Linked DNA regions of Homo sapiens: all the other regions are linked to region 1. A link is an interaction called in ENCODE POLR2A ChIA-PET data of the cell type or tissue named here. Cell type or tissue: GM12878. All regions are shown on one strand. Region 1 overlaps HK2 (hexokinase 2). Region 2 has its middle 19 kb from the start of TPRKB. Region 3 overlaps LOC105374809 (a long non-coding RNA gene).

What was found. ChIA-PET counts read pairs that join two places held together with the same protein. Peaks named below come from ENCODE experiments on the same cell type or tissue, not always from the same donor. Only the 100,000 strongest peaks of a DNase experiment are listed, where the experiment ranks them.
Region 2: POLR2A ChIA-PET joins it to region 1 with 5 read pairs; 2 of 35 experiments call an interaction of 5 or more read pairs at or near these places.
Region 3: POLR2A ChIA-PET joins it to region 1 with 6 read pairs; 3 of 35 experiments call an interaction of 5 or more read pairs at or near these places.

Annotation. Positions count from the first base shown.
Region 1 is chr2:74,842,788-74,845,287 of GRCh38, reverse strand. The region is part of intron 1 of HK2 (hexokinase 2); the gene reads right to left. Among named protein-coding and RNA genes, the nearest start is that of HK2, 9.9 kb to the right of the region's middle. In GM12878, no CTCF peak of the experiment used is centred here; a DNase peak (open chromatin) is centred at 1,147; H3K4me3 peaks cover 689 bases; H3K27ac peaks cover 759 bases.
Region 2 is chr2:73,755,481-73,757,980 of GRCh38, reverse strand. No RefSeq gene overlaps it. Among named protein-coding and RNA genes, the nearest start is that of TPRKB, 19 kb to the right of the region's middle. In GM12878, no CTCF peak of the experiment used is centred here; no DNase peak of the experiment used is centred here.
Region 3 is chr2:74,944,327-74,946,826 of GRCh38, reverse strand. The region is part of intron 1 of LOC105374809 (a long non-coding RNA gene); the gene reads left to right. Among named protein-coding and RNA genes, the nearest start is that of POLE4, 13 kb to the left of the region's middle. In GM12878, no CTCF peak of the experiment used is centred here; a DNase peak (open chromatin) is centred at 1,506.

The sequences.
Region 1 (2,500 bases):
ATACTGGGATAAAGGAGACACCAGCCTCTGCCAGGAAGGGGCTGAGTCTATTGGCAGAAGACAGATACATTAACAAGTAATTACAAACTGACAGGAAGGGCAGAACAGTAGGCAGTTTCCTTTACATTAATAAAATATGGATTTACAATCACTTAAATCACATACATCAATGTGAATCTGAGGAGTGTTTGTCTTGAAATGGTTAGAAATGTGTATGTGTTGGCCTCACTGCCCAAAATGTCCCCTCCCCTTGTCTAACAAACTCCCACTGACCCTCCATAGCCCAGCATAAATGGCCTCTCTGCAGTCATAGCAGCAGCTATCTCAATACTAGGATATAATAGGTGCTCAAGAAACCTTTGTTATAGTTATACACAAGGGGCTATGGGAACACCAAAGAGAAAAGTTGACAAGTAACTTGGTGAAGGGGAAGAGCTGGCTACTCCCGACTGACCAGGTGCTCTGTGTCGGGCCTTGCTCTTCAGGCTGGCGCCCACACTGCATGGGATCCCCGCAGCAGCATGGTTTCCTCCCAGTCCACCTGTCTGCCCTGCCTAGGATGCTAGGTCCCTAGAAGTCAGACTCTGCCTACCCCTCGACAGCCCCAGGCCAGGGACCAGAATCTGCCTCTGAGCCTCTTGCCCCACAGTGGCATCTGAACTCCCCACTCCTGTCTGCTGCCAGCGGTCCACTTGCTGGATCAAATACCTCTGGGTCTGTCCCAGTCTGCCCCATCCACCCCAAGATCACACCCACCACAGGCAAGGTACCCACACTTCCCTGCTTACCCAAGACAATCTCAGTTTACACCTGTGGTCATGGCATAACTACTGATAGTGCTTTCCTCCATTTTCAAAAGCGGCCCAGTTTGGACAATTAGGGCATCCCCCTAGATACAGCTAAGTAAATCCTGCCTTTGATCTTGGGAAACTGACACCTAAAATGATAAGAGTTCATGCTGCACAAACTGTGTTTTAAAAAAACATGATGGGGATCAAGAAACTGGGTTCCAGATCTGGGGCTTATCCTATGTGAGCTTGGGCTGGTCCCTTAGTACACAACATCTGGTTTCCTTAACTGTAAAATGAAGGGTTTGTTTAGACTACATGGTCCCAAAGGTCCCTTCCCAGCTGATACCTGACTCATAACCCCATGAAACTGAAACATAAGTGAAACTGAAACATAGTTGTCCCAGCAGCTTTGTGCTGGGGGTTAAGGGCACTGGCTCTGGAGTCACATTGCCTGGGTCTGGATTCTGGCTTGCCCTGGGGCAAGGTACTATCCTATTTTGTGCCTGGTCTCTTCATTTGAATAATAGATAATAACAGGACCTACCTGGAGGGCAGCTTGAGGGTGGCCTGAGTTACTACACACAGAGCTGATGGGAAGAGGCTACAGGACTTCATGGAGGGGACTGAGACAGAAAAGTTTGGGAGGAAACAGGAAGCAGGAAGAGGAAGTCCCTCAAATGGGAAAGAAGGAAAAGTGGCAGTTTCGAATGCCCTCATTTAACCCTAATTAAAGCTGTCAGATGGTTCATCTGGCTTTATTCCTTCAGACAATATGGAGATGCCAGAAGGAAGGGATTGGGAAAAAGGCCTTTTAAGAACATGGACCACCTCCAAGCATCCAGGGCAGAAATGGTGGAAAGGCAGGAAGGCTGAGTGGGCAGGAGGTGGGTGGGCCCCAAGGGCTTCCAGAGCCAGTTTCTCAGAGCCTGACTCACTCTCCTGGTTAACGCTGAGATAAGATTTAACCAAGGCAGGAAAGAATGTCCGGGAAATGCTTAGAGATCCATCTGCAAACAAAATGAGTGACCACCCCTAAAAGAGGGCAGCATTTTAGGGGAAATGAGATTCTCTGTTCACAGGAACAGGGCCAAGACTCCTGACTCCTGACGTGGATAAGGCAACGGCTGTTCAAGAGGTGGGATGGAGGGTATGGGTTGCACATGCAGAATCCCCCTGGGCTTCGTGAAGAACCCAGGGCACCCTGGGCTCAGCAGGAAGGAACACACTCAACAGCCCAGGGTCTGTATATGAGGGGCAAAGAGCTGACTGCCAAATCCCAGGATGCCCAGGGAACCTCACCCAATCTGCCGAAAGAATGTGAGAATGGCCATTCCCTTCTGTGAAATTCCAGGGGTCGGTGGGGCCAAACCTATCATGGCGGGTCCTGTGACTCTTCAGCACAGGGCACTGCAAATGATTTCCCCTGTGGAAAGCCAGGTCTGGGAGAGATGTGAGGATGAGTGAGCAAGTATTTAACTGACAAACTCCACAGCAGAAGAATATGAAATCCCAAGTAAGCAGCCTCCACAATGCCCTCTGAAGCCTCTGCTCTTCTCTGGGTTAGTTACCGGGGAGACAGAGGTTAGGGAAAAGGAGCTGGAACTAACCCTGTGATCATTCAGCACAACTGTGTCTCCTGCGACATCGCAAGGATGCTTCAACCTGAAGTGCACTAATGTCCCAGGCATCCCAGAGACCTCGAATGGGGG
Region 2 (2,500 bases), 1.1 Mb after region 1:
CACCGCACCATGGTCACTCTGAATCGTCAAAGGGAGTTCATACTGGGGAATTATCTCTTTAGTATAGTGTGGGCCACTTCAGCTCCCTTTCTGTTCGGATAGGGTATGCCTCTACCCATCCTGTAAATGTGTCTACAAAAAACAAAAAGATGTTTTTTGTACAAAAAGATGCCCTGTAGCCTCCAGGCACCCGTGGCATTGTGGTGAAATTAACTTGCCAGTCCTTGCATGGAGAGTCTCCTCAATGTTGTACCCTTGAACAGGGGTGGGGTCAGTTTTAGGGCAGTTTGGGCACAAAGCATGCATTGATAGATCACATTTTGAATGACCCCATTGCATGTCGGGGTCAATCAAGAACTCACATGCCATTGAAGGGTTGCATCTTTTCTGTAATGGATGCTTTGATGAAACTAGCTCACTATATCTTTAAGGAGGGCACTGGGAACCAATACGATACCTTCCAGATTACATTTCCAGCCTGGATGGGCCAGGGCTGGGATGTGAATCCCCATTCCTTGGCTCACTTTAAATCTCCTTTGGTATAGCAAGGTTGGAACTTGGTCAGATCATTGTGAGGTATTAGTGGGGCTAAGAAAGCCTCAGAGTCCAATGTTTTTGTGGCTTGCTTGGCTGCCAGGTCGGCAAGCTAATTTCCTTTGACTATTCGGGAGTCTCCTTTTTGATGGCTGGGACAGTGGATGATAGCCACTATTAGAGGGGGCATTTACTGATTTTTTTTTTTTTTTTTTTTTTTTTTTTTTTTTTTTTAGATAGAGTCTCACTCTGTTGCTCAGGCTAGGGTGCAGTGGCACAATCTCGGCTCACTGCAACTTCTGCCTCCCGGGTTCAAGTGATTCTCCTGCCTCAGCCTCCCAAGTAGCTGGGACTACAGGCATGTGTCACCGTGCCTGGCTAATTTTTATATTTTTTAGTAGAGACGAGGTTTCACCATGTTGGCCAGGCTGGTCTTGAACTCCTGACCTTAGGTGATTCACCCGCCTCAGCCTCCCAAAGTGCTGGGATTATAGGCATGAGCCACCATGCCTGGCCTTTTACAGATTCTAATAAGGCCAAAATATCAGAAGTATATTTGATTTCTTTATTTTTGCTAGTCAAAAGACCTCTCTCTACATAGCTCTGTGGGCATGTGCCACCAAGAAATCATATTGGGAGTCTATGTAAATATTCATAATTTTTTTTCTTACCCAATTGGAGGGCATGCATAAGGGCACCTTGGCCCACTGAGCTGAGGTGCCTAGCAATAAGGCTTTGGCTTCCTTAATTCCTTGTAAGGTAATGACCTCAAATTCAGCATGATGATGTCCATGGTCCATGAAGCTGCTTGCATCTGTGAACAGTCCTAGTTTGGAGCACAGCAGGGGCTGATCTGCCAGGTCTGGTTGCCTTGGAAAGACCTGCTCATTAATTGGAAGGCAATTTTGTATGGGCCCTGGCTCCTTCTCTGGAGGTATTAAGGTAGCAGAGTTAAGAACCGAGAACACCTTTAACTTCACCTCTGGATTGTCAAGGAGGGTGGATGGCTTGGTATTTTCCCAACCTCTCAGAGGTCAGCCAGTATCCACCTTTTTGATCTAAGAGACAGGAGATGTGATGCAGTGTGTGGACAGTGATGAGCTGAGCTAGAGTTAGCTTTTCAGCCTCCTAGAAGAGGTTGCAAGTTGCAGCCACTGCTCGGAGGCAGGGGGACCAACCCTCACCACCTGGTCAAACTGTTCAGAGAAATAGGCAATCAGTCTTCAGTCAGTTCCCAAGCTTTGAGTTAGGACACCCAAGCCCATGGCTTGTTTTTTGTGCACAACTAAATTAGAGGGCTTTCTTAAATCTGGAAGGCCCAGCAAAGAGGCAGTCTTTAACTTTTCTTTGACTTTATTTTATTTACTTATTTATTTTTTTTGACATGGAGTTTTGTTCTTGTCACTTAGGCTGGAGTGCAGTGACACGATCTCAGCTCACTGCAACCTTTGCCTCCTGGATTCTCCAGCCTCAACCTCCTGAGCAGCTGGGATTACAGGCACCCACCACGATGCCCAGCTAATTTTTGTATTTTTTAGTAGAGACAGGGTTTTGCCGTGTAGGCCAGGCAGGTCTCGAACTCCTGACCTCAAGTGATCTGACTGCCTCGGCCTCCCAAAGTGCTGGGATTACAAGCATGAGCCACCGTGCTCAGCCTCTTTGACTTTTAATTTTGGCATTCTGAAGTCCAGATCAGGGGCTCAGAATTTTTTCCTTTTAGGGCCTCATAAAGGAGTTTTACCGTAAGTCCAAAATTCAAAATCCAAATTCAACAGAATCCCATCATTCCTAGAAACCGTTGCAGTTGTTTACAGGAGATGGGGACAGCTACCCAGACGATTGCCTCCAGGTGGCCTGGGGGAAGGTTTCTATGCCCCTTATTCAGTTCAAACCCTAAGTATTTTACTATCTTTTGGCAGATCTGGGCTTTCTTTTTGGAAACCCAGTAGCCTGTTACCACTAGGAA
Region 3 (2,500 bases), 100 kb before region 1:
ATATTTAAATTAATTGTGTCAAAGGACACACTATCAAGAAAGTGGAAAGACAAAGTATTTGCAAATCATACACCTGATAGCCAGAACTGTACCTAGAATATATAAAGAACTTTTACAACTCAATAATAGAAAGACAAATGACCCAATTTAATAATGAGCAAAGAATTTGAATATACATTTCTCCAAAGAAGATATGCAAATGGCAAATAATCATATGAAAAGTTGCACATCAATATTTGTTAGGAAAATAGAAATACAAAACAAAATCACAATGAAATACCACTTCCCACTAGGATGGCAAATATCAAAACAGCAAAACAAATGTGGGCAAGTTGTGGAGAAACTGGAAACTTCATATACTGCTGGTCAGAATGTAAATGATGCAGCCACTTTGGAAAACAGTTTGGCAGTTCCTCAAAAAAATTTATACATATAATTACCATATGACCCAGAAATTCTACGCATAGGTACATATCCAAAAGAATTGAAAATATATGTCCACATAAAAACCTGTACACAAATGTTCATAGTAGCAAAGTTCATGGTATCCAAAAAGCCAAGACAACCAAAATATCCATTGACTAATGAATGGATAAACAAAATGTGGTCTATTCATACAGTACAATATTATTTGCCCATAAAAAAGAATGAAATGCTGATACATGCTGCCATGTGGCATGTATACTAAGTGAAAGAAGTGAGACAAAAAAGGCTACATATGGTATGATTCCATTTATATGAAGTGTCTAGATTAGACAAACCCATTGAGACAGAAAGATTAGTGGTTGCCAGGGCCTGGGGAGAGGGAGAAATAGGAAGTGACTGCCGACAAATAATGGAATTTCTTTTTGGAGTAATGGAAATATGCTAGAATTAGATAGTGGTGATGGTTGCACAACCTTGTGAATGTATTAAAACCACTGAATTGTACACTTCATTTATTTTGGTGATTTTTCATAAACACTAGATGACCAGGGAGAATTGTACAATTTAAAAGGGTAAATTTGCCAGCACAGTGGCTCAAGCCTGTAATCCCAACACTTTGGGAGGCCAATGCGGGTAGATCGCTTGAGCCCAGGAGTTCAAGAGCAGCCTGGGAAAGATGGCAAAACCTCATCTCTAAAAAAAAAATTTTTTTTAAATTAGCTGGTGTGGTGGCACATGCCTGTAGTCCCAGCTACTTGGGAAGCTGAGGTAAGAGGATCAATTGAGCCCGGGAGGTCAGAGCTGCAGTGAGTCATTATCATACCACTGCAGTCCAGCCTGGACAACAGAATGAGACCCTATGTCCAAAAAAAAAAAAAAAAAAGGGTGGGGGTAAGTTTTACGGTATGAAAAAGCCTATTTTTAATAGAAGTATTGCTTCTTCCTCCTGTCTCTCCCTCTCTCCTTGCATCCCCATACTACTTACTCCAGAAAAAGCTACCTGTCATGTCATAAGGACACTCAAGCAGCCCTATGAAGTCATGCATGTGGTTAAAAATTGAGGCCTCCCACCAATAAGCAGCAAAGGAACTGAAACTTTCTACTAGCATTCATGTGAATGAGCCTTCTAAGAAGTGTATCCTCCAACCCCAGTCAAGCCTTCAATGGCTGCAGCCTAACTAATATCAGAACCACTTAGCTAAGTCACTCCCAAATTCCTGACCCACAGAAACTGTAAGATAATAAATATATGTTGTTTTAAGCTGCTAAATTTTGGGGTAATCTGTTATGCAGCAACAAGATGACTAATACTTATAATCAGAAATAGTAGTGGGTCACTCTTAAAGAATTTGTAAAAAACCCACACATTCAGGCACTGTATTAGCCACTGGGATCCCTGGTAAATAAAAGTACCTACAATTCCTGGCCTTATATAGCTTAAAATATAGGATATATGATAGACATTAACCAAATAAATGCATAAATATGTCATTATAAACTATTATAGGTAACAAAAGAAAACTATGGGTTATCGTAAGAACGTAGAGTAGGAAAACCTCAGATCTCAATTTGTATTCTTATTTTGGAAGGTATTACTCAAAGCCTCTCCATTTTCCAGTTCACCTTTGTTCCACCCATCACTCGCTGATAGAGTCAGGGAGAATGTATTGAACGGGTCCTAAGCCTGTAGTACTGCTGCTGCTCATTGAACAGATAATGCACTTGCACTATCACCCTGTTACTGCATCCGGAGGAGTCCATTCCACAGCATCCGTGGCATGTTTCTGTATATCAGAGAACTCCCACCCTGTAGCTGACCAGTACACGGAGGAACTACAAGCAGCTAAAAGCATCAGTTGATCACCCTCTGGCATTCCAAGACTTACACTGATCACCGCTAAGCACTGGGGAGAGCAGATGCTGTTTTTCTATGTAAATGTAGTATCCATTCATAAAATTGGAAAGTGGCTATCTGAGGCCCCATGAAGTCACAAATGCCATTAATCCCTGGCATTCTCACTCTAATGACATCTATCTATCTGGATTCACTTTGCCTTTCACCCTTCCTAGATTA